Regions from separate parts of the Homo sapiens genome. Here all the other regions are linked to region 2. A link is an interaction called in ENCODE POLR2A ChIA-PET data of the cell type or tissue named here. Cell type or tissue: Panc1. All regions are shown on one strand. Region 1 overlaps SPSB1 (splA/ryanodine receptor domain and SOCS box containing 1). Region 2 has its middle 16 kb from the start of LINC02606. Region 3 overlaps SLC2A5 (solute carrier family 2 member 5).

Evidence for each region. ChIA-PET counts read pairs that join two places held together with the same protein. Peaks named below come from ENCODE experiments on the same cell type or tissue, not always from the same donor. Only the 100,000 strongest peaks of a DNase experiment are listed, where the experiment ranks them.
Region 1: POLR2A ChIA-PET joins it to region 2 with 8 read pairs; 1 of 35 experiments calls an interaction of 5 or more read pairs at or near these places.
Region 3: POLR2A ChIA-PET joins it to region 2 with 6 read pairs; 2 of 35 experiments call an interaction of 5 or more read pairs at or near these places.

The regions. Positions count from the first base shown.
Region 1 is chr1:9,344,298-9,352,297 of GRCh38, reverse strand. The region is part of intron 1 of SPSB1 (splA/ryanodine receptor domain and SOCS box containing 1); the gene reads right to left. Among named protein-coding and RNA genes, the nearest start is that of SPSB1, 55 kb to the right of the region's middle. RefSeq lists enhancers at 1,155-1,654, 1,655-2,156. In Panc1, no CTCF peak of the experiment used is centred here; no DNase peak of the experiment used is centred here; H3K27ac peaks cover 1,758 bases.
Region 2 is chr1:9,408,654-9,416,653 of GRCh38, reverse strand. No RefSeq gene overlaps it. Among named protein-coding and RNA genes, the nearest start is that of LINC02606, 16 kb to the left of the region's middle. RefSeq lists enhancers at 2,608-2,737, 2,748-3,027, 2,183-3,114, 3,115-4,048. In Panc1, no CTCF peak of the experiment used is centred here; a DNase peak (open chromatin) is centred at 5,743; H3K27ac peaks cover 7,702 bases.
Region 3 is chr1:9,041,479-9,049,478 of GRCh38, reverse strand. It overlaps SLC2A5 (solute carrier family 2 member 5), which reads left to right. Exons shown (of 12, transcript NM_003039.3): 4 at 1,745-1,869; 5 at 7,542-7,694. Among named protein-coding and RNA genes, the nearest start is that of SLC2A7, 19 kb to the right of the region's middle. In Panc1, no CTCF peak of the experiment used is centred here; no DNase peak of the experiment used is centred here.

The DNA.
Region 1 (8,000 bases), 64 kb after region 2:
AGCCCCGTCCCAGAAAGAGCCACCAGAAAGGACGGCTTCACCTTGACGTGGGACATCCACTGTCTGTCTGTCCAGGTCGGCTCCACAACCTCTCCTAGTTCTGAGATGCCAGCACCTCAGGTGGCCTAGCAAGTCCTTAACACCAATGCTGGGCTGAGCTCCCTAAACCTAACCTGAACCACAACCCCTCCACCTCCACCCACCTTCCCTCCACCCCCTCACCCCAGCCCAGGCCTTGGACCACATGGCTGTGAGGGATGGGAGTCTGTGGGAGGGAGGGCCTGGGAGGAGGGAGGCTGGGGAAAGAGGGTGGGGCGTTTTCCCCGGGCAGGGCAGGCAGGTAAAGGGGCCTGCAGCACTGTGGGGTGATTCCTTCACAAGGGCACCCCAGGGCCTAGCCAGGGAATGTGGCCCACACACCCGGCCACTTCTGCCATCTGAGTCACCTCCCAGGTGGTCAATCACTGTGGTGGCCCTAGGGCTACTCTTGACTCATCTGTCACCCACCCTGTGTCCAGGCTATGGTTAAAGATGACAGTGCCTTCCCAACTTCCTTTTGTTCACACCTAGCCACCTCCTTGCTGTGCAGGAACACTGAAGCCATCCATCTGTCCTCTTCCTTCTATTTTAAAATGTGGCCGCACAGATCCACCCTTTCTGCGGGTCCCCAGGAGCTGGACTCGCCACCTTCCCTGGAACTGCAGCCTGGAGGGTGCTTCCCCAGCCCTGCTTCCTGAAGCTTCCAAGCTCATGCGCCGAGACAGTAGCTCCGGCCACCAAGATCCACCCTGAGCTTCTCCAAGCTTCTGCTCGTTTGTCTGTCACACACTTACCTAAAACTCAGTGGAGACAGTGTTCCAGAGAGGGCTGGCGTTATTGCATTTCCACTTTCATTTATTTCCTAGCCTGTGCTCCATTCACTGATCAAAGATCACTGTTCTCCTGTCTTCCTGGTCACCACATCTGGCCCTACAGAGGGACGCTGCCTTTGGGCCAAGACCCAAGGACTTGGAAGTCTGGGCTAGGGCAGATCAAGTTTAAGGTCCCTTCTAAACCAGGGGTCAGCAAACTTCTTCCATCAGGGGCCAGATAGTAACTACTTAAGGCTCTCCGGACAATATGTAAATCAATGGGCATGAATGTGTTTCAATAAAACTTTATTTACAAAAATAGACAGTGGGCCAGATTTGGCCCAGGAGCTGTTGTTTGCCGACCCCATGCAAAACTGCTAATACCATCATCACAATTCCTGGACATGGCGCTCAGGACAGGGGGTGTGTACCACCCACAGGTACCAAGTAACATTCACAGGTGCCTGGATGGCTCCTGTTAACACTGGACCAAGACAGACATCCCTGGGCCAGGAGGGCATCCAGCACCGGGCACTACACTTCAGGCAGGAGCTGGGAGAACAGCACAGCTCTGGGACCACCCCCACTTACTGCTGCTCTGAGAAGCAAATGCAGATGCCTAAGCCTTGTGGGGCCCAGCAGTGCCACAGAAGCATCAGGGCCTGGGACTGCTGAGCAGTTGGTGAGTTTCCAGGAGGTGGGAGGACTCAGCCTTCATCCCCACCCAGGAGGAGCAGACGCAAAGGGCGTGGCTCGTACTGCCCTGCAGGGCTGGAACGGGAGAGCAGAGGACAGATGTGGCCCTGCTGCTGCCACCGCCACCCACCACACACACGCATGCACGCATGCCTACATGCACACACATGCACACACGTGTACACTGTGTGCCTACACAGTGAGAGCAAAGGCAGCAGCTGAGACTAACAAGCAGGACAGAGGCGTCATAGTCCAGGCAGTGCCCTGGCCGGCGGCGCCTGCTCTCCATTCCCTTAGTGAAAGTTTTCATCCCCAAAAGCACACTCTTGCATTAGTCACCACGTCCCCAGGACCGCGCCTGCCTCCTCCTCTGCACAGCTGTCTCAGCCAAGCCCCACAACAAACCAATGCCTGGCCTGTACCCCTCCTGCCCCACCAAACTCTACTCACTCTAAATAATGACAGTTCTCCTGTCCGCAGCCCTCAGGCTGCAAGGCTCAGCTGTCACACGCAGGGGTCCAATGTCTGGTGCTTCCTGAAGACCAGGTTGTAATCTCATCACAGGCATAAATGCCGTGAGGGTATTTCAACCAGGAGAAAGAATGTGTGTGTGTACCTGTGCGGGTGGTAGGGGTGTGTGTGTGTGTGTAGATATGTGAGGCGTGTATGTATCTGTGTGTGTGGTGTGTCTGGATGTGTGTATATGTGTGTGGTGTGTCTTCATGTGTGTATATATGTGCTGTGTGTGCATGTAGGTACACGTGTGTCGTGTCTGCCTGTGTCTGCGTGTGTGGCGTGTGTCTGTGTGTGTGTATGCATATGTATGTACAGGAGCTCTAACTGCAGGACCGTCCTCCTCATGGGTGACAGGGAGCTCACCAGTCACTCTGGGTTGGGAACTCCTAGCAACATTTTCCCACAAGTAAGATCAGATTAAAGTAAAGATCAGGAAGGGTCAAGAGAGAAAAACAGCCATAAAACGGTGGGTTGGGAACTCCCGAAAGGACCTTCCTCACACAACTGGCCCAGAGGCCGTGAGTCACGGAAGACAGCTGCATCTCATCTGGATCGAAGAGTCGATGCTGGTGGCGGATTGTGTGTGGCACGAGTTCCCTGACACTCGCTCAGGACATGTCCCGTGGATAGCTTCCTCCTGAGGAAGGCAGGCAAGCCGTCCACCCACCCACGCTCCTGCACGCCTTGTGTCAGAGATCAGCTGTCAAATCTGACACGCATCTACGGCGCTGGCGCCAAGGCCTCAGCCTCTCACGCTCCACGTCCCTTGGCCTCTCTGGTTGAGCTCAGCTGGGACAGCCCCCTGACCCCACACTCACCTACCCCCACTCCTGGCCCGGCACAGCTCTGGCCCCATCGTGCCACAAGCAGGTGGGGGATAAAGGGAGAGGACACGTCACCAATATCAAAGTCGAGCACGTGGCGGGAGCGTCTGTCTCATGCACGGGAGGGCTGGGCTCGGGGAAGCAGAGAGGAGCGAAAAACGGGATGCAGGCAGGAACCATGGCCCGGACCCTCAGAGCCGGAGAGCAGCCACGGGCCCTGGAGTCACCTTGGCTTCCCCTGCAGAGGGATACACACCCTGGAGGAGATTCTGCCTTTCCTACAACACAGTGAAGGCCATTAAAAGCTCTGGAGGAGGGGGAGGGGCTACCTGCGGGGACACCAGATGACACGAAGCCCTGGGGTTTGGCTTCAGTGAACTTCTTCTCCCAGTGGGAGGAATACCCCACCACTACACACACACATGCACGTGCACACACGCACATATACACACACACACACACACACACACACATTCTTGCACGAGTGAAAGGGGATGTCCCTTACATCCTTTGACGGCAAAAGCCCTCAACCCAGTGTTTCCAGAGCAGCCATGGGACGGGGTGGGTTGGGGTTCCAAACACCCATCAGAGCCGCGTGACCCTACTGGATTTCTCGGTGGCAGCCTGGGCTCTAAGCAGATGAGCTTCTGAAAGCCCCGTACTCCCTCGGCCAGCTTCGAACAGCCATTTAAGGTTGTCTGGGTCCAGGAAAAAGGCCATCTTTGGATTTGCTGGGGGCCCCAGATCTTAGTAGGAAGGAAGAAAAGAACCTCGCAAATCCCTCCAGTTTCGTGGGCTCCTCCAGGTGGGGGCAGCCAGGTCTGCAGATACAGAGGGAAGGAAGCCTGGAAATGAATGCTGATCCCAGGGGATGGGGAGGAGTCAAAAGCATCCCCAAAGTGCACTGTTTGGGAGTCCTAGACCCGGGACAGGTGAAGGGCACCTGTCTTCAGCCTTTAATGATCTAGGGCAGCCATTCTCTCTGAAGGCTGAGGGAGCCTGGAGGGGCAGGAGAGGCAAGGCAGGTCCCTGTGGTCAGAGAGCGCCTTCTGGATACAGCCACGGTTTGCTTTCATTATGCAAGGCACAGAGGAATGTGATGCTAGACACAGCACTACCGCCGAGACAGGAGCGAGACAGTGCTGTGGGATGCCCAGGGTTAAAAAAAGTTGCCGCGGTGGCTCACGCCTGTAATCCCAGCACTTTGAGAGGCCGAGGTGGGCAGATCACCTGAGGTCAGGAGTTTGAGACCAGTCTGGCCAACATAGTGAAACCCCATCTCTACTAAAAATACAAAAATAAGCTGGGCGTGGTGGTGAGCACCTGTAATCCCAGCTACTCGGGAGGCTGAGGCAGGAGAATCACTTGAACCCAGGAGGCGGAGGTTGCAGTGAGCCGAGATCGCACCACTGCACTCGAACCTGGGCGTCAGAGCGAGATTCTGTTTAAAAAAAAAAAAAAAAAAAAGTTGCAGGGAAACTGCAAAGAAGGTGGGGAAAGGACACTCCTACACACTGTGGGTGTGTGTTGAAGGGGGACAGACCCTGAACTGGGGCAGCCTTCTAGGTGTGCAGGTACAACGAGGCAGTCCCTGTCCATGTGCAAAACGCCCAGCAATCACCCAGCAACAGCCCTTCCAGGGCTCTTGTCTACCAAACCCTATAGGCCTCCACAGGGACATGAGGATGAAGATGCTGGGGACAGCATGAGTCCCACCTCATCTACACCACGGAGCTCCATGCAGCCCCTCCAAAGTGGTGACGTAACAGAAAATGTAACACGATGCTGTCGCATTTGTAAAGCAAATCACAGAACAATATGCAGATCATGATGCCGTTTCTGAAAGAACAGAATTTAAAAAGATTCTCTCTGCGCCTATTTATGTTTGTAGGTACAGAGAAAGGTCTAGAAGGATAAACATCAAACCTTTCACAATGGTTAATGATTGTGGGTGGGAGGGAAAAAACGCTTTTTGAATTGAATTTTTTAAAATGCATGTATTCCTTTTCAAACTAAAATGATTTTTAAGCACACAAAAGAGAATCAAAGGCTGAGAAACAATGATTTCACACACTATGTTTGCAAGAACAAGTTATTCCCAAAGCAATTCCTACAGGTTCTGCACCTGTGTTGCTTTTATAAAGCAAGCACAGCGTAATGTGTAAGCACTATTGTCCTGAATGCTTTATCCATGAAGGTACGTGTTAAGGATCCATAACTGGTAGAAGGGCGTTTAAAACGCTTTTTTTTCTTTTAAAGAGACAGGGTCTCACTATGTTGCCCAGGCTGCTCTCTTAACTACGAGGCTCAAGCAATTCTCCTGTCTTGGCCACCCAAAGTGCTCGGATAACAGGTGTGAGCCACCATGCCCAGCCTGGCAGAAGGGTATTTAAATAAAGGATGAGAATCCTGGGGAAGCTTTGGGGCCATCCCGAAGAGGGACATTATTTCTACAGTGATCTATCCCAAGACTTCCGATTATACTGTTTCAAAATTACAGATTTTAATTAGCCCCGTAAAAATGGGGCGGCTGTCTCTCTCTACTGACCCAGAACACAAGAAGAGAACAGCTGGTCCGTCCCCATACCCAGCCAGGTGGCAGCTGCACAGCAGCTCTGCATGTGGCAAAGGCCAGGTGAGGTGGCCCCATCAGAAACACCGGTGGCTGTTCCACCCCTGATAGACCAACGCCAGGGAAGAGGAGGAGGTGAGGAGGAATGAGGCACTGAGAGCAGACCCTGGGGGAGGCTGAGACAGGCCAGACTGCACAGCACCTGCCGGCAACCCCCCGATGGTGTTTCAATTAAAGCCACAACCCTGCAGACCCCACCTTCCCCCAAAATGCTTTCAGATCAATTGTTCCCGAGCCTTGCTTCCTCTAAAAATTACCTGTTTGTGGTGGTGTTTTAGGAAGAGGTCTGTTGAAGGAACGGCTACACCCTCTTTTGGGGATGTAGCCAAAGCGACTGGGGACAGACAGACAGAAAGGGCAGGTAAAGGATGCACAGAGGTGGGTCTGTCACCAGCGAGTGGCAGACACTCACCCACCTCCTTACACCCAGTTCCTCCACAGTGTGTCCGACTGACCCCAGAACAGTAAAACCATTGTTTTGCCCCAAGATGGGGAAAGAATGAAATTCAGGATGTGGAACAAGGTGACCTATTTATAAAGCCTCCTTTCACCTGAAGATCACGTAAGTTCCCTCCCTCTGCCGCCCCGTCTCACACATCAGTGGTGGCAGCCCAGGATTTTGCAAGAGAAACATGCCCCGAGCAATCTGCTATTTTATCAGAATCAATCTCTGCAGCCTGGCTCAGCCGCTGCCTGGGCTCTGCCCGCTCACTGGGGTTCTGTGCTCCCTCCAGCATCCTGAGCATGAGTGGCAGGGACACTCTTGGTGGTGGAAGGGCTCGGGGCATGCTCCGTGCTGGCTGGGCCATGGAGCCCCTGGCAAAGGGGCCACCACCAGCAGGGCTTGTGACACGTGGTTACCACCCTCCACCCCTCACCCTGCCAACTGCCAACTTGAGGAGGGACCCCTCAAGGAGGGATATAAAAATAAGTCTGTGCCCCTAGAATCAACAAAAAAGAACAGGATCCTTCTGGAAAGTTCTGACAAGTGATTTTGGAGAGAAAATCCCACACGGTCCAGAGCTCTAGTCCCTGACCTCAAAAGACCCAAAATGCACCTGCTGTAAACACCTATGGAAGGGCCCAGATGACTCACAGCACTTTCAGAGGGCTCGAATCAGTGGAGCCATGGCCTGGGAAACCAGCATGATAGTCAAACAGACTGAAAATTACAATATATCGCAGCTGTAGCTTAGTCAGGGTGGCGAGGACAACGGACTGTGCCTGATGCAGACGAGAAGCCAGTTCTTGAGGGACCCCAGGGACACACAGCAACCTTCCCAAAAGGTGACCCAGACAGCAGCAGACATGCCCTCCCACGGCAAGAGGAATAAAACGTGGACTATGGACCACCGACACTGCCTAGCCTCGGCGGGTAACACACTGGGCCCATCTGGTTCACACAGGAGGTGGGGCGCCCCCAAAGAGTGGAAGCAGAAAGGCAGGCCCAAAAGCAGCCCCACGGCCATCTCCAAGAAAAGAGCCACCAACAGGGTACCCACGGGGACAGGCTCAGAGACGCTGGTGCTCTTTGCCCTCCAACCCCCAGCAGCTCCCCAGAAGGCAGGAGACGGGGGCTTGAGGCAGGGTGGATCAGGTGGGCCCAGTGACTCCCAGGAGGAGGCTCTGCAGAGAAGCTGGTTCTCTGGAAGGGCCTCGCTCCAGCCTAGCCTCCTGTGGGACTCCAGAGTTCAGGGCTGCCTGGCCTGAGAGGAAGAGGCTGGAGTGCATCCAAAGTCTGCCACTTTCCCCCAACAAGGCAGTCTCTTGGACATAGGGGATCCGACCAAACCCAGGCTTTCAGGGTGCCAAGGCCTGAATGGGAGCCAGTGACACTCTGACCTCTCTCCATGGGATGTGCCAGCTGGCAAAGGTCACCTCTGGGAGTGGTCCTTGGGTCACCCTCATGTCCCTCCAGGGATAATGAGCAGCAGGCTGACCAGGAAAGGACCGGGGAAGGGATCTGAGGACTCAGGAAGCATCAACCCAGAGAGATTTCAGGGGCCACCACCCAGCCTACGTGACAGTCAGGGGGCCGGGCATCCACTCATCCGCCCCCTGAGGCCCAGGTGGCTGCCCTCAAACCACCTGGGGGAATAAGAATAAGAAGGGCAGCGTTCATGATGTCACCATAGAATTGCCTAATAAAGCTCCAGGCACAAAGTAAGAGCTTCATACATGCTGCTCCCTGCCCTCCTCCTGCCGCCTCTCAACACCTGAGGCTATCAGGGGACACCTGATAGCTTGGAATCGTGAATGCCAAGTGCAGGAGAGCGCTCAGCCAGGGAATGCCATGGCAGGTGCTGGCCCTACAACTCACAGGGGTGACCCAAGTTGCTCGGTCCCGTCACGAGACCCACAGGCCTCCCTCTGTCTGGCGGTGAGGAAAGGCAGATGGAAAGGCCCTGTTTTACAGGAGTGGTTCTCAAAGTGGGGTCCCAACCAGCAACATCAGTCAGCGTCACCTGGGAACTCAGAGAT
Region 2 (8,000 bases):
CCTGGATGGGGCCTCACTGCCAAGCCAGGACACCATGCCCCCTGCCCTGGCCCATGCCTTCCCTCACCCAGCTTGCCAAAACCCTGCCCATCTTTGAAGATGCGGTTTATGCCTCACCTCCTTCGAGAAGCCATGCAAAGTGTTTCTCCTGCCTGGTCCAAGCTGCTCATTTGCACAGATCTTGACTCTCAACTATACTGGGGAGTCTCTCACGACTTCACCCTCCTGTCCAATGGGGCCAGGCTAGGCTCCAGGTCAACACCATTGTTGATGGTGAAAGCCATGTGTGTGGGTGGGACGTCGGGGGCGGGAGAGATCGCACCCCCTGCCCCGTCCTCAATGAAGCCTCATTCCCATTTTTCTTTAAATATAATAACATTTGGGGCTGGGCGCAGTGTCTCACACCTGTAATCCCAGCACTTTGGGAGGCTGAGGCGGGCAGATCACCTAAGGACAGGAGTTTGAGACCAGCCTGGCCAACATGGTGAAACCCCGTCTCTACTAAAAATACAAAATTAGGTGGGCATGGTGGCTGGCGCCTGTAATCCCAGCTACTTGGGAGGCTGAGGCAAGAAAATCGCTTGAATCTGGGAGGCAGAGCTTGCAGTGAGCTGAGACTGGGCCACTGCACTCCAGCCTGGGTGACAGCAAGATTCCGTTTCAAAAACAAACAAACAACAACAACAAAACCCACCACTACCACCACCACCACCAGAAACATTTGGCAGGATTAAAGATGGGCATTTTGGACTTAGACTAACTTGGGTTCAAGTTCACTCTCCTGCTTAGTGTGTGGCAACCTTTCATGCTGTAATCCCACATTTGGAAATATGAGCATTTGACTTAAGATAATCTAATCATCTCAAAAGATGAAAGAATGGCCGGGCACAGTGACTCATGCCTGTAATCCCAGCAGTTTGGGAGGCCGAGGCAGACAGATCACTTGAGGGAAGGAGTTCAAGACCAGCCTGGCCAACATGGCAAAACCCCATCTCTACTAAAAATACAAAAATTAGCAAGGCGAGGTGGCAGTCGCCTGTAATCCCAGCTACTCGGGAAGCTGAGGCAGGAGAATCGCTTGAACCCAGGAGGTGGAGGTTGCAGTGAGCCAACATTGTGCCACTGCACTCCAGCCTGGGAAACAGAGCAAGACTCCATCTCAAAAAAAAAAAAAAGAAAAAGAAAAAGAAAGAATGTTCCACATAAAGATGTTCACAACAGTATTATTTATAATAGCAAAGAGCTGGAAACTATCTACCTATAGGTATACCTATAGATATACCTTCAAATGGGAGAATGGCTAAATGAATAATGGCATTATCTACTGAATAAATATTAGAGTTTTTTTTTCTTTTTAAATAGAGTCTCTGTTGCCCAGGTTGGAGTGCAGTGTTGCAATTTTGGCTCACTGCAGCCTCCACCTCCCTTGTTCTAGTGATCCTTGTGCCTCAGCCTCCCGAGTAGCTGGGATTACAGGCATGTGTCACTACAACCGGCTAATTTTTGTATTTTTAGTAGAGACGGGGTTTCACCGTGTTGGCCAGGCTGGTCTCGAACTCCTAATCTCAAGTGATCCACCCACCTTGGCCTCCCAAAGTGCTGGAATTACAGGCGTGAGCCACCACACTTGGCCTACATAGATATTTTAAAAGATGGTTATGATGCCTTTCTGGTAACATATCAAGTTTTCTAATAATGTAAAATATAGCATGAGGCTGGGTACAGTGGTTGATGCCCATAAATCCCAGCACTTGGAGAGGCCAAGGCTGGAGCATTGCTTGAGCCCAGGAGTTCGAGATCAGCCTGGGCAACATAGGGAGACACCATCTCTACATACAAAAGTCAGCCGGGTGTAGTGGCATGTGCCTGTAGTCCCAGCTACTCAGGAGGTTGAGGTGGGAGGATTGCTTGAGCCTGGAAGGTTGAGGCTGCATGCAGTGAGCCATGATTGTGCCACTGCACTGCACTCCAGCCTGGGTGACAAAGCGAAACCGTCTCAAAAATAAAATAAAATAATAAAATAAAATACAGCATGAACAACAACCTTACACCCAAATGTCTTCATAGGAGAAACAGCAAAAGAAAACACAGCAGGCCAGGCAAAGTGGCTCATGCGTGTTATCCCAGCACTTTGGGAGGCCAAGGCAGATGGATTTGACCCTAGGAGGCAGAGGTTGCAGTGAGCCAAGATTGCACCACTGCACTCCAGCCTGTACGACAGAGCGAGACCCTATATCGAAAAAAAAAAAAAAAGAAAAAAGAAAAGAAAACACAGCAAAATGTTCGTGGTTAACAGCACTATGGGTAAGTTCAGCTTTGCACTTTTCTATAACAACATGAATAACATATCAAGATTAATTATATTTTAAAAATATCTTTTTTCTTATCTTGAAAGTCATGTTTATTTTTCGTAAAACAATATGAATAAGGAGAAGAAGAAAAACATGTTAACATTTCATGTATTTCCTTCCAGTCCTTTCTCCACACATATTTCCACATCTATAAATAGATAGGCTTTTGACTAGGGAAGAAAAATCCCAAGGAATTTTGGAGGCATTCTCTCTGAGCTTGGAGGTCTCAGTTCCCTGGAAGTTCCCTGCAGCTCTGGGAAGCGCTGGGCGGCTGGCCCAGGCCTGTGGGGTGAGAGCTGCTCCCTGCCCAGGATCTCGGGCCAGGGTGAGCCCATCACCTCACCATCCTCCAGCAGAACGCTGCCCCTCATTGATCCCAGGCCCAACTTCTCCAGTCCAGCCTCCTGGCCCTGGTCCTGCTTCTTGCCTCCCTTTCCAGGGACCTCTAAGCAACCCATTTGCTAATGAATCCTGACCTTTGCAACATCTCAAGCCTCTAACCCGTGGGAGACTTTTGCCTCTTTCAAGTGGTTTGGCAGTTGTTGGCCACGGGTGGGGGATTTTCCGTTTCGGTTCCATGAGTTGGCCAATCAGCAGCAGATTTGGCCCCGGAGGTTTGGTGGGGCCGGGGCCTGCTGGGCCCTGCCCGGCCTCACCCTGCTCAGGTGGGGATACTTGCCACCAGGCTGTGCCAGAGCTGGCTGCCCTGGGCCCCTGGGAATCTGTTGGCAGCACTCAAGTGGCCCTGCAGGGCTGGCGACTCATTCACCCCCACAAGCAAGGCCAGCTCACCCTTCCCAGGCTCAGGGGCTCTCTGCTCTTCCTAAGAAATGCCATGCACACTGGGGATAAGACTCCCTGTCCCCACCCCAGTCCCGTCCCAGCTTGTGGCCACATCTGCCCCCAAGAATAAGATTCTGTGATTCAGAGCTTCTCTATTCCCCCTACACCCGCCCTCCTCCTCCCAGCCTCCGCCCCACCCCCACCATCCTGAGCTCTCAGCAGCTTTCTGATAACCACAGCTGTGTTTCTTTCTTGGTCAGAGGTGAGCATGAGCCGAGAGTCACTGGGCTTTGCCCAGAGCCGACTTTCCCTTGTAGCTCAGCGGCTTGTTTCCACTTAGAAGGCAAAACAGGTCAGGCCAGCGAGGCCCTCCCTGCTGGGTCAGGGTGAGGACAGGGCTGCGGGGGGGGCTGGGCTGGGGACCAGAGCAGGAGGAGCAGGCGCCCAGGGGCTGCCCTTGTAAGTGTGCTCCAGTGCCCAGCACGGTGCCTGGCACACAAAAGGCCCATTGGAGGATTTATGGGACAGACGCTCTTCCCAAGCCCCAAGGGGACGTGGTAGAGGGATGTGGTCACATTTTTATTTTGTGATGATGGGAAGAATTATTTTTGTTTCATTGTCTAAAAGCTTAAGTCTATCCAAAAAACATCTGCTAAACATCCACTGTGTGTGGAATAAGTACTTTTTTTGGTCACCCCATCCCTCACCCGCCGCCCCAGACTTTGTTTCTGTCTCTCTCATGTCTAAGGGGAGGAGAACAACGTTTTGCAGACCTGGTCTCATGACCGGGCCGGTGTGTTGGAATGTAAGATGACTTTCTTTAGCAATGTCCCCTTGAATCCATTAGACATTTATTTTAGGTTGAGATGGTACTTTTAAAACCATTGTTAATGGTTTGAGGAGGCCTCAGACACCAAGGTGCCCCAGAATTGATGGCTGAGCCCACAAGCTGGCTGCTTGCCAAGGTGAAGGCCTGAGCCACCTCTCCCACTCCACCTTTTTTTTTTTTTTTTGAGAGTTTTGCTCTGTCACCCAGGCTGGAGTGCAGTGGCGTGATCTCGGCTCACTGCAACCTCCACCTCCCGGGTTCAAGCGATTATCGTGCCTCAGCCTCCCGAGTAGCTGGGATTACAGGTGCCTGCCACTGTGCCTGGCTAATTTTTGTATTTTTAGTAGAGGTGGGGTTTCACCATGTTGGCCAGGCTGGTCTTGAACTCCTGACCTTGTGATCCGCCCACCTCAGCCTTCCAAAGTGCTGGGATTATAGGCATGAGCCACCATGCCCCGCCTATTTTAATGTTTAATATTAGAAGTTGTATTAGTCCATTTTCACGCTGCTGATAAAGACATACCCAAGACTGGGCAATTTACAAAAGAAAGAGGTTTAATTGGGCTTATAGTTCCATGTGGCTGGGGGGGCCTCACAGTCATGGCAGAAGGCAAGGAGGAGCATGTCCCATCTTACATGGATGGCGGCAGGCAAAAAGACAGAACTTGTGCAGGGGAACTCCTCTTTTTAAAACCATCAGATCTCATGAGACCCATTCACCGTCACGAGAACAGTACGAGCAAGACCTGCCCTATGATTTAATCACCCCCCACCGGGTCTCTCCCACAACACGTGGGAATCGTAGGAGTTACAAGATGAGATTTGGGTGGGGACACAGAGCCAAACTGTAGTTTGCCTGTAGTCCAGGGTGCTTGGGAGGTGAGGTGAGAGGATCGCTTAAGCCTGGGAGGCAGAGGTTGCAGTGAGCTGAGATTGCACCACTGTACTCCAGCCTGGGCAACAGGGGAAGACCCTGTCTAAAAAAAAAAAAAAAAAAAAAAAAAAGAAAGAAAGGAAAAAAAAGAAAAAGGCCAGGTGCGCTGGCTCATGCCTGTAATCCCAGCACTTTGGGAGGCTGAGGCGGGTGGATCACCTGAGGTTGGGAGTTCAAGACTAGTCTGACTAACATAGTGAAACCCCATCTCTACTAAAAATACAAAATTAGCCGGGTGTGGTGGCTCATGCCTGTAATCCCAGCTACTTGGGAGGCTGAGGCAGGAGAATCGCTTGAACCTGGGAGGTGAAGGTTGCAGTGAGCCGAGATTATGCCATTGCACTCCAGCCTGGGCAACAAGAGTGAAACTCTGTCTCAAAAAAAAAAAAAAAGAAAGAAAGAAAAGAAAAGAAAAGAGAGAGGTGGGCAGGTCTCTCCTACATTGTGTTATGGTAGTGTGGTGGTGTGGTCGTGTGGTGTTGTGGTGTTGTGGTAGTGTGGTATTGTGGTGTTATGGTAGTGTGGTGTGGTAGTGTGGTGTTGTGGTGTGGTGTTGTGGTGGTGTGGTAGTGTGGTGGTGTGGTGTTGTGGTGGTGTGGTAGTGTGGTGTTCTGGTAGTGTGGTGGTGTGGTGTTATGGTAGTGTGGTAGTGTCCTGGTCAAAGGGCTTTCTGCCACCACGTTATCTTCTTTTGCAGGCCGACTGTTGCAACTTTATTCTACTGCATTATACAAGCAGGGACTGTGCTATCTGGAGGCCAGACCAGACTGGTAGAGAAGTATCTTAAGTGTTTCCTGACACCACAAATCCCCAAACACACTTGTGGTTCAGTTTCTGCTCACGCTACCCGACTTAAGTAACTTGTGCAGGACTCCAATCATCTCAGCATTAAGCCCTCCTGCACTCAAGGCCTTGCTCTGTGGCCTTTGAGCCTCAGCTTCCTGAGCTGTAAAATAGAGCTAGTAAGACCTTTCCTATAGAGCTGTAGGGGAATGGGTTCACGGCACGGTGGAGCTGACTTGTACTGACTCAGGAGGGTTGACTGATGATTTTCAGAAATCATTGGAGCCAGTTTGTAAATACAGCCATCATTAACAATTAAGTTCTATACACTTACGATTAAATAAATTATATTAAAAACAAAGCTCTAAAGACTCAAGACTCCTGGCTTCCTAATTATCTTACTACATTTTACCTATGCCCTGAGGTTATTTATATCCATGGTCTCTGCCTTGTGGAAGTGCTAGTAATGGTGGCTACTGAACACCTCTTCCCAACTCCACATTCAACAATGTCACTCTGGGACCTCAAAACCAACTGCGCTGGGAGTATTTACACCACAGAAATGGGCAAATGCTCTCAGCCAGGGCTTTCTTTACTCTTTTGTTGATTTTCTAGATTTAAGAAAGCAATGGAGAAAATGTTAATATTGGCCAGGCACGGTGGCTCACACCTGTAATCTCAGCATTTGGGAGGCCGAGGTGGGCAGATCACTGAGGTCAGGAGTTCAGGACCAGCCTGGCCAACATGATGAAACCCTGTCTCTACTAAAAATACAAAAATTAGCTTGGTGTGGTGTCGCATACCTGTAACCCCAGCTACTTGAGAGGCTGAGGCAGGAGAATCACTTGAACCCAGGAGGTGGAGGTTGCACTGAGCCGAGATTGTGCCACTGCACTCCAGCTTGGGCCACAGAGTGAGACTCCAAAACAAAAAGTTAATATTGCAAATTAAACTTGAAAGTGAATTGTACTTCTAGCAATAACATTGTGAATAGTACAAAAGATAAGGAACTATTCTCCCAGTATTCAAAGCTGTTATCCAATTTAGCAAAAAAAAGTAAAGTTCCAATATATAGTTGTCCCTTGGTATCCCAGACCCAGCCACCCAGGTGGAAGAAGGAGCCCAGGACCTGGAGGACACAGAACAGTGGAGGTGTCAGGCCAGGCCTGTGAGGTTTGGAGCTGGACCTGAACAGGATGGGGCCTCCAACTCTATCACTCCCACCCACCAAAGGGCAAGCTGGGCCCTGGCAAGTTGCAGGCCGAGAGTTTGGAAGCATAGGCTCCAGGTGTGAGTTCAAACCCTGGCTGTGACATTTATTTATTTATTTTTTTATTTTGAGACGGAGTCTCACTCTGTCACCAGGCTGAAGTGCAGCGGCGCAATCTAGGCTCACCGCAACTTCCACCTCCCGGGTTCAAGAAATTATCTTGCCTCAGCCTCCCAAGTAGCTGGGATTACAGGTACGCACCACCACGCCCGGCTGATTTTGTATTTTTAGTAGAGACGGGGTTTCTCCATGTTGGTCAGGCTGGTTTTGAACTCCCGACCTCAGATCCTGACATTTATAAGCTTCAATCTTGGGCAACCACTTACCTTCCTTCCCTGAGCCCTTGTTGTCCCATCTGGACCCATTAGTTTCAGGACCCTCCCTTGGATACCAAAATCCACGAATGCTCAAATCCCTTATATAAATTGGTGTAGTAGTTGCATATAACCTACACATATCCTCTCGTATATCTGAAATCATTTCTACACTACTTATAATACCTAATACAATGTAAATGCGGTGTAAATAGTTGTTATACTGTATTGTTTAGGAAATAATGACAAAAATAAGAAGTCTGTACATGTTTGGTACAGATGCAACCGTCCATTTTTTTTGAATGAATATTTTAGATCCATGGTTAGTTGAATCCATAAATGTGAAATCCACAGATTTAAAGGGCCTGCCGAATGTCTTTTTTGTTTCACTGTTTCTTACTCATTGACATACATGAAAATGCCAATCAACCCTCATATTAGAATCACACTCACTCATCAATACCATGAGCTATTTCTGGGCCAGGCTCAGTGGCTCACGCCTGTAATCCCAGCACTTTGGGAGGCCGAGGTGGGTGGATCACGAGGTCAGGAGTTTGAGACCAGCCTGACCAACATGGTGAAACCCCATCTCTACTAAAAATACAAAAATTAGCCGGGTGTGGTGTTGGGCGCCTGTAATCCCAGCTACTCAGGAGGCTGAGGCAGGAGAATTGCTTGAACCCGGGAGGTGGAGGTTGCAGTGAGCTGAGATTACGCCATTGCACTCCAGTCTGGG
Region 3 (8,000 bases), 370 kb after region 2:
GTGCTGGGATTACAGGCGTGAGCCACCATGCCCGGCCTGTTTGTCTATTCATTTACTAGTACCACGCTGTCTTGATTACTGTAGCTTTATGGTAAGCCTTGAAGTCAGGTGATGTTGGTTCTCCAATACAGTACTATTTGGATTCCTTATTTTATGACACTAATCATTTTAAACATTTTATAGTCCAGTCTGATTCTGTTGTCTGAAGGTGTGCTGTTAGTATAAGCGGCTCTCACGTGTGGCAAGTTTCTCAGTGTTTAGGAATGCTGGAGCTCCACTCGCTGACAGCTTCGTCCATCATGAGGGTCCTCATCATGAGGGCTCCATTGCGAGAGGCCCCTCCAGAGAAGTTTGCTTTGCTTCTGTCAGGATCTCCAGGGTAGGCTTGTTCCTGACTTCAATGGGAAGGCTTTCCAAGTTTTATTAAGTGTGATGTTTGATATAGGTTTTAGGTAGATTTCCTTTATCAGCTTAAAGAAGTTCTTCTATTTATAGTTTGTTAAGGCTGGTTTTAAAAAAAATGGCTGGGCGCAGTGGCTCATGCCTATAATCTCAGCAGTTTGGGAGACTGAGGTGGGCAGATCACTTGAGGCCAGGAGTTCGAGACCAGCCTGGCCAACATGGGGAAACTCCATCTCTATTACAAATACAAACACTTAGCTGGGTGTGGGGGCACGTGCCTGTAATCCTAGCTACTTGGAAGGCTGAGGTACAAGAATCACTTTGACCTGGCAGACCGAGGTTACAGTGAGCTGCGATCACTGCACTCCAGCCTGGGTGACAGAGCGAGACTCTGTCTCAAAAAAAAGAAAGGAGGAAAGAAACTTAGGCCAACTTTTAAATAAACAAAAATTTAAAAATCATAATGGTGTTAAATTTTATTGACTTCTTTTGCTGCTTCTATTGAGATAATCCGATGTTTTCCCCCAATATAATGTTTGTTTACTTATTTATTTATTTATTTTTTGAGGTGGAGTCTCGCTCTGTCACCCAGGCTGGAGTGCAGTGGCACGATCTCAGCTCACGGCAACCTCCACTTCCTGGGTTCAAGCAATTCTCGTGCCTCAGCCTCCTGAGTAGCTGGGATTACAGGCACCTGCCACCAGTGGGCCCTGCTAGTTTTTGTATTTTTAGTAAAGACAGTGTTTTACCATGTTGGCCAGGCTGATCTTGAGCACTTGACCTCAAGTGATCTGCCCACCTCGGCCTCCCAAAGTGCTGGGATTACAGGCGTGAGCCACCATGCCTGGCCCCAATATAATCTTTAATATGGTGAAATACATTGAAATATTTTTGTATATGCTGTTGAATTTAATCTACTAAGATTTCATTTAGGATTGTGGCATCCACGTTGACATAAGTGAGATGGACCTATACTTTTCTTTTCCTCTAATGTCCTTACCCAGGACAATTTTGGGGTTGGCTTTCAAGATTACACCAAAATTATAAATTAGCTAATGATTTCAAAAACCCTTTACTATATCTTAATACAGAGCCCTTTCTCCATTTTCACCACTGACGCCCTCTGGACTGTGGTCATTTCCATTTGCTCCCCACACTGAGCGTATTCCCACACCAGGCCATGCACTTGACCTGTATCAGTCTCAGGTCCCAGAGAGCTAAACGCACAGCAGTAAAGCTGCTGTAACTGCTGGAGCCTATGCAGAGGAGACACTCCAGAAACATTTCTTGAATGAAAGAGTGAATTCTTCAGCAAAACTAACTGATATTTTGTCCTCTGCAGAAAAGGGGCCTTGCTGTTCAACAACATATTTTCTATCGTGCCTGCGATCTTAATGGGATGCAGCAGAGTCGCCACATCATTTGAGCTTATCATTATTTCCAGACTTTTGGTGGGAATATGTGCAGGTAAACAATGCTATGCTGTATTGCCATTCTGTGAGGGTCGTCAAGGAGGAGGACAACAGGTTCCCAGGGACTAGAACCAATCTGTGATGTCTGAAGCGTGTAGAAAGCGTTCCTATACCTCTGCTGTGAAACAGATGGTTGAGCCCTACCTGGTTCTCAGGTGCAGAGCTTTACTGTGATGTTTCCTACAAAGAAACATCTTTGAAAGACTGAAATGCAGAATCTTAACCTGGGAAGTGTCATTCCAATCCAATCCTTTATCTCAATATTTTCTCAACTGCAGGTCATGACCAGTTAGTGGGTGGTGATGTCTGTTTAGTGAGCAGCATTTTCTTTTTAAAAATAGAATAGCTGAGTGCAGTGGCTCACACCTGCAATCCAGCTACTCTGGAAGCCGAGGCGGGAGGATCACTTGAAACCAGCCTGGGCAACACAGTGAAACCCTGTGTATTAGTCTGTTTTCACACTGCTGTAAAGAATACTCCCCAAGACTGGGTAATTTATAAAGAAAAGAAGTCTAATTGACTTACAGTTCCCCATGGCTGGAGAGGCCTCAGGAAACTTACAATCATGATGGAAGGGGAAGCAGACCTGTCTTACATGGCAGCAGGCGAGAGAGAGAGAGAGAGAGAGAAGGGAAACTGCCTTATAAAACCATCCGATCTCATGAGAACTTGGTATCACAAGAAAAACATGGGAGAACTCGCCCTTATAATCCAATCACCTCCCATCAGGTCCTCCCTTGACACATGGGGATTACAATTTGAGATGAGATTTGGGTGAGGACACAGAGCCAAACCATATCCCCATCTCAAAGATAAATAAATATATATATAAATCAATAAATAAAATGGAAGAGGCAGTGTTACGTGTAGTAAAGATAAGTATTGCCCACTTTTGTTTCACATACACACACACACACACACACACACACACACACACACGAGAACCAGGTTGCAGTGGAAAATGTATTTCTGTATTTTTTACTGTGGGTGAGAGTCAAAAAAGCTTGAGAAACAATCTAATGTATGAATTCCACTACCAGAAAGGTGCTAACAGTGCCACATTTTAAGTTTTATAGGGCAATTTAAAGTTTGCCAAGGGCGTACTGAGTTCTATTCCTGAAATGCCCACCTGCTGAGCGGGTGCTGACTCGCTGAGTCCTCTCATCTAACAAACTGGGAGGTGTTTTTTCCTAATCCCACTCTGTTGCTTCCAAGCCTAGGCTGCCAGGCTGTACAGTGGTGATTTTAGAAAACTCTCCCATAATTGCTTCACACTGAGGAGAGATGAGGGGTAGAGCCGTGCCAGTGGCTTTCCCTGAGTTGGCATCCTTAGTAGGCAGTATTTCTCACTGCCAGGTGGGGAGAGGCATCTAGGATGGAAGCTCTCAGGGTCCTACAGGTGCAGAGTGGGCCCCTTGAGGGAGCCCCTCCCAGGTGCCTCACTGCCTCCCTCCAGTCACTTTCCCAACATTGCCAAGGAACTCTCATTTGTTCCTTCCAAACGCAGGGATAGGGACAAATGGATAATTTGGCTGGCTGTCCATAAACCCCTCAGCTAGGATTAATTGGCAGTAACAGAGACGTGAAAAAAAGATGAGAAGACATTTCCCAAACAGAGACTAAGTCATGCCAAAGGGAGGATGGTGAGCCCCATGGCAAACTTCACTTAGTGCTCGGCTTTCCCTGAGAGCACCTGGCTGGGTCTCTGCCATCTTTTTTTTTTTTTTTTTTTTTGAGATGGAGTTTCCCTCTTGTCACCCAGGCTGGAGTGCTGTGGCATGATCTTGGCTCACTGCAACCTCTGCCTCCCGGGTTCAACTGATTCTCCTACCTCAGCCTCCTGAGTAGCTGGGATTACAGCTGCCCGCCACCACACCCAGCTAATTTTTGTATTTTTGGTAGAGATGGGGTTTCACTATGTTGGCCAAGCTAGTCTCAAACTCCTGACCTCAGCCTCCCGAAATGCTGGGATTACAGGCGTGAGCCACCATGCCCGGCCGGTCTCTGCCATCTTGCCCTGACCTGTGGGTTTTCTCTGCAGTGGGCTCAACATTTTGAAAAATACATTCCTAAAAGTTGCCACCAGTAAGCAGGTCCAATCACTTTTCTATTGACCATTAACAATACAGAATTGTTTCCAGCAGAGAAATATTAGGCTCCAATAGATAACAAATCAGTTAAAAATCCCAGCCTTTACTCTAAAGTCAGCAGTTCTCAGTTTTTGGTCTCAGACCCCTTTACACACTTAAAATTATTGAGGGCTCCAAAGAGCTTTTGCTCATGTGGGTTACATTGATCAATATTTACTGTATTAGAAATGGCAACCGAGAGACATATTAATTCATTTTTTAAAATAAGCCTATTACATGAAGAGTGGCCTTGTTTGACATTTTTGCAAATCTCTTTAATGTCTGGCTTAATAGAAGACAGCTGAATTCTCAGATGTACTTCTGGGTCAGGTCAGTTGTGATGTGGCCTGGCAAGAAGTCTCTGGAAAACTCCCATATGCTCATGAGAGAGAGAGAATGAAGAGCAGATATCATCTCTGGATTATTATGAAAATAGTTTTGATCTCACAGACACCCTTAAAAGGTCTCGGGATCCCTGGGTCCTCAGATCACGGCTTGAGAACACTGGCCATTAGGGGCATAATCCATTTGCCAACAGTTTTTCACATACCTCCAGCAAGTCAGCAAAGTGGATCATCAAGCTGTGTGCTGCTTAGACACTCATTTTAAAACCACGCATATGGCCGGGTGCAGTGGCTCATGCCTGTAATACCAGCACTTTAGGAAGCTGAGGCAGTTGGATCACTTGAGGTCAGGAGTGCGAGACCAGCCTGGCCAACATGGTGAAACTCGGTCTCTACTAAAAATACAAAAATTAGCTGGGCATGGTGGAGTAGGTCTGTAATCCCAGCTACTAGGGAGGCTGAGGCATGAGAATCGCTTGAACCCAGGATGGGGAGGTTGCAGTGAGCCGAGATCGTGCCACTGTACTCCAGCCTGGGCAACAGAGTGAAACTCTGTCTCAAAAACAAAACAAACAAACCAACACAAAAATAAAACCACCCATATGAACAAGAACCACATTGCTCACTCTAAAATGAAGTAAACAACTACCTTGACAAGGGGGGTGCCAAGATGAGTATGACTTTTACTGGAACATGCTCACAGTTCACTGATTTGTTACTAATCAACTTCTTGGCAGGAAGACTGAAGGTATTCATTGGCTCAGAGGAATTTAAACTTTTTGTTTGTTTGTTTGTTTGTTTGAGATGGACTCTTGCTTAGTTGCCCAGGCTGGAGTGCAGTGGCACGGTCTCGGCTCACTGCAAGCTCCACCTGCTAAGTTCAAGCAATTCTTGTGCCTCAGCCTCCTGAGTAGCTAGCACTGTAGGCATGTGCCACCGTGCCCAGCTAATTTTTTTGTATTTTTCATAGAGATGGGGTTTCACCATGTTGGCTAGGCTGGTCTCGAACTCCTGGCCTCAAGTGATCCACCTGCCTCAGCCTCCCAAAATGCTGGGATTACAGGGGTGAGCTACAGTGTCCAGCAGGAGGAATTTAAACTTCAAAAGCCAGGCCAGGCACGGTGGCTCATGCCTGTAATCCCAGCACTTTGGGAGGCCGAGGCGGGTGGATCACCTGAGGTCGGGAGTTCAGGACCAGCCTTGCCAACATGGTGAAACCCCGTCTCTACTAAAAATACAAAAATTAGCCAGGCGTGGTGGCGGGCGCCTGTAATCCCAGCTACTCAGGAGGCTGAGGCAGGAGAATCACTTGAACCTGGGAGGCAGAGGTTGCAGTGAGCTGAGATCGCACCACTGCACTCCAGCCTGGGCGACAAGAGCGAAACTCGCATCTCGAAAAAAAAAAAAAGCCACTTTGCTCTGATTCTCGTATCAGAACTGGCTGGCTGGGAGGTCCTAGTGGAGTCATTTTAAAGACAAAAATAGAGATTGCTTTCCACCAACGTACAGGTAACCCCATCTCTTCACAAACCTCCTGAGGTTTGACCCTTTATTAATATCCTTCACCAAGATGCTCTTGCTGCTAAGTGGCTCTTGTTAAGTGGTGAGGACACAGCCTCCCACTTCAGCTCCCAGGAGGCCTTCCTTTCCTCTGCAGCCCTTTGCCCTGGGCCTGTGAGGTGTTGCTCCCTCTTCCCACCTAGACATGCTAAGAGCTGCTTTAAAGACTGCCCCTCTTTGCTCTGCAAATGAGGAAGAATCGATATTAATGAACTGTGATGTCTCTTTTCAAATACTGAGCAGAGACATCTGTGGGTAGAATTGCCAAACAGGAAAACATGGCCTCAGGTACCCTCCTATCTCAGTTCTATCAAATACCCCGCCATCAACAGCAGCTCCAACCTCTGCTCACTCCAAACTCTGTTCCTGAGAGCCTCCCTTCAGAGACCCACGTCCCTGAGCCTCCATTTGACTCAGGATTTGGTACCTGATACTTGGACTAGTGAAACTTCCTCTCCATCCCCAGCCTCTGGATGTGCTTTTAGGAGAATTAAATAGGGCAATATATGTGAAAATACTTTGGAAGCTGCAAAATTAAATTCTGCCTATGTTTTTTTAATTGACATCAGGCAACACGTCATTCTATAAAATAGAGTAAGTTTTCCCTCCACCAGATTCAAGTATGATGGGAATATTTACAAGTTTAAATACTGGGGATTCAGAAGTAGTCCAGGCATTACAGAAATCCCAGAAATGCAGATATTCCGTAATATGTGTTGACATTTTAAATGCTTATAGAGACATATAACTTGTTCTTAAAGGTGTATGAAACTATCTCTGCATTGGTTTATTTACTGTTCCTATAAGGTAAAGCTGGGGGCTAGGGGTCCTGGGCCATACACACATACACACACATACACACATGCCATATATATACATACACATACACATGCCCTATACACACACACACACACACCCAGGCCACACACACACCCACACACACACATATATATACACATACACACACACACACACACAGAGGCCATATATATATATATGTACACACACATGCCATATATATATACACACACACACACACACCAGGCCATGTCCATATACACATACACACACACACACAGAGGCCATACACACACAGACATACACACCATATGTAAATACACACAGGCCATATATATCATGCGCGCGCACACACACACACACATATACATATTTTTAGTGGAAACGGTTCCACTATGTTGCCCAGGCTGGTCTCAAACTCCTGACCCCAAGTAATCTATCCTCCCCACTTAGCCTCCCCAAGTGCTGAAATTACAGGCACGAGCCATCACACCCAGCTGCCTTGCCTTTTATGAAACAGACCCTCCTCAAAAAGCAGAAACGTGAGTGGGTCTAGACTCAGGCCAGGGAGCGGGAAGGCCGTAGATCCAGCTGGCCAGTGTCCCCAGATGATATGGGCCAAAGCAAGGGCCCCTGTGCATGAGCTCCTTTGATCTGTTTCTCTTTCCTTAAAGTATAAAGGGCTAAGAATTAAAAGAGGTGTTTGCTTTCTCCTTTGCAGTTTTGAGAGAGTTCTGGCCCAAATAATGTTATTGCTAAGAATAGTATACTTGAAGACAGCTTGTCCCTGCCAGACTAATTTTTTCTGATGGTGTTTCTATTTCACCTCCTCCCAGGTGTATCTTCCAACGTGGTCCCCATGTACTTAGGGGAGCTGGCCCCTAAAAACCTGCGGGGGGCTCTCGGGGTGGTGCCCCAGCTCTTCATCACTGTTGGCATCCTTGTGGCCCAGATCTTTGGTCTTCGGAATCTCCTTGCAAACGTAGATGGTGAGTTCAGGACATCTCGGGAGCACCCCCACCCCTTCACCACTACCCTTGGCCCCCTCCTTGTGTTCCAAAGCCACCACCACAGGACAGGACTTTCTGCAGACTGGTCTCTTCTAACAGGCTGGATGTCCTTGGGGGGCCCATCCTGTCCCGAGCCAACATAGCAGGCCATGGACAAAGGCGCGATAAGGGACTGGCCAGCGTTTACTATCTAGTCCCTCTTAGGAGATGGATGAGGTGGCTTTGAGTGATGGGCTTCCCTGCCTGCTCAGCAGCTGTCCATATGGAGGCCCGTGGCATAGCAAT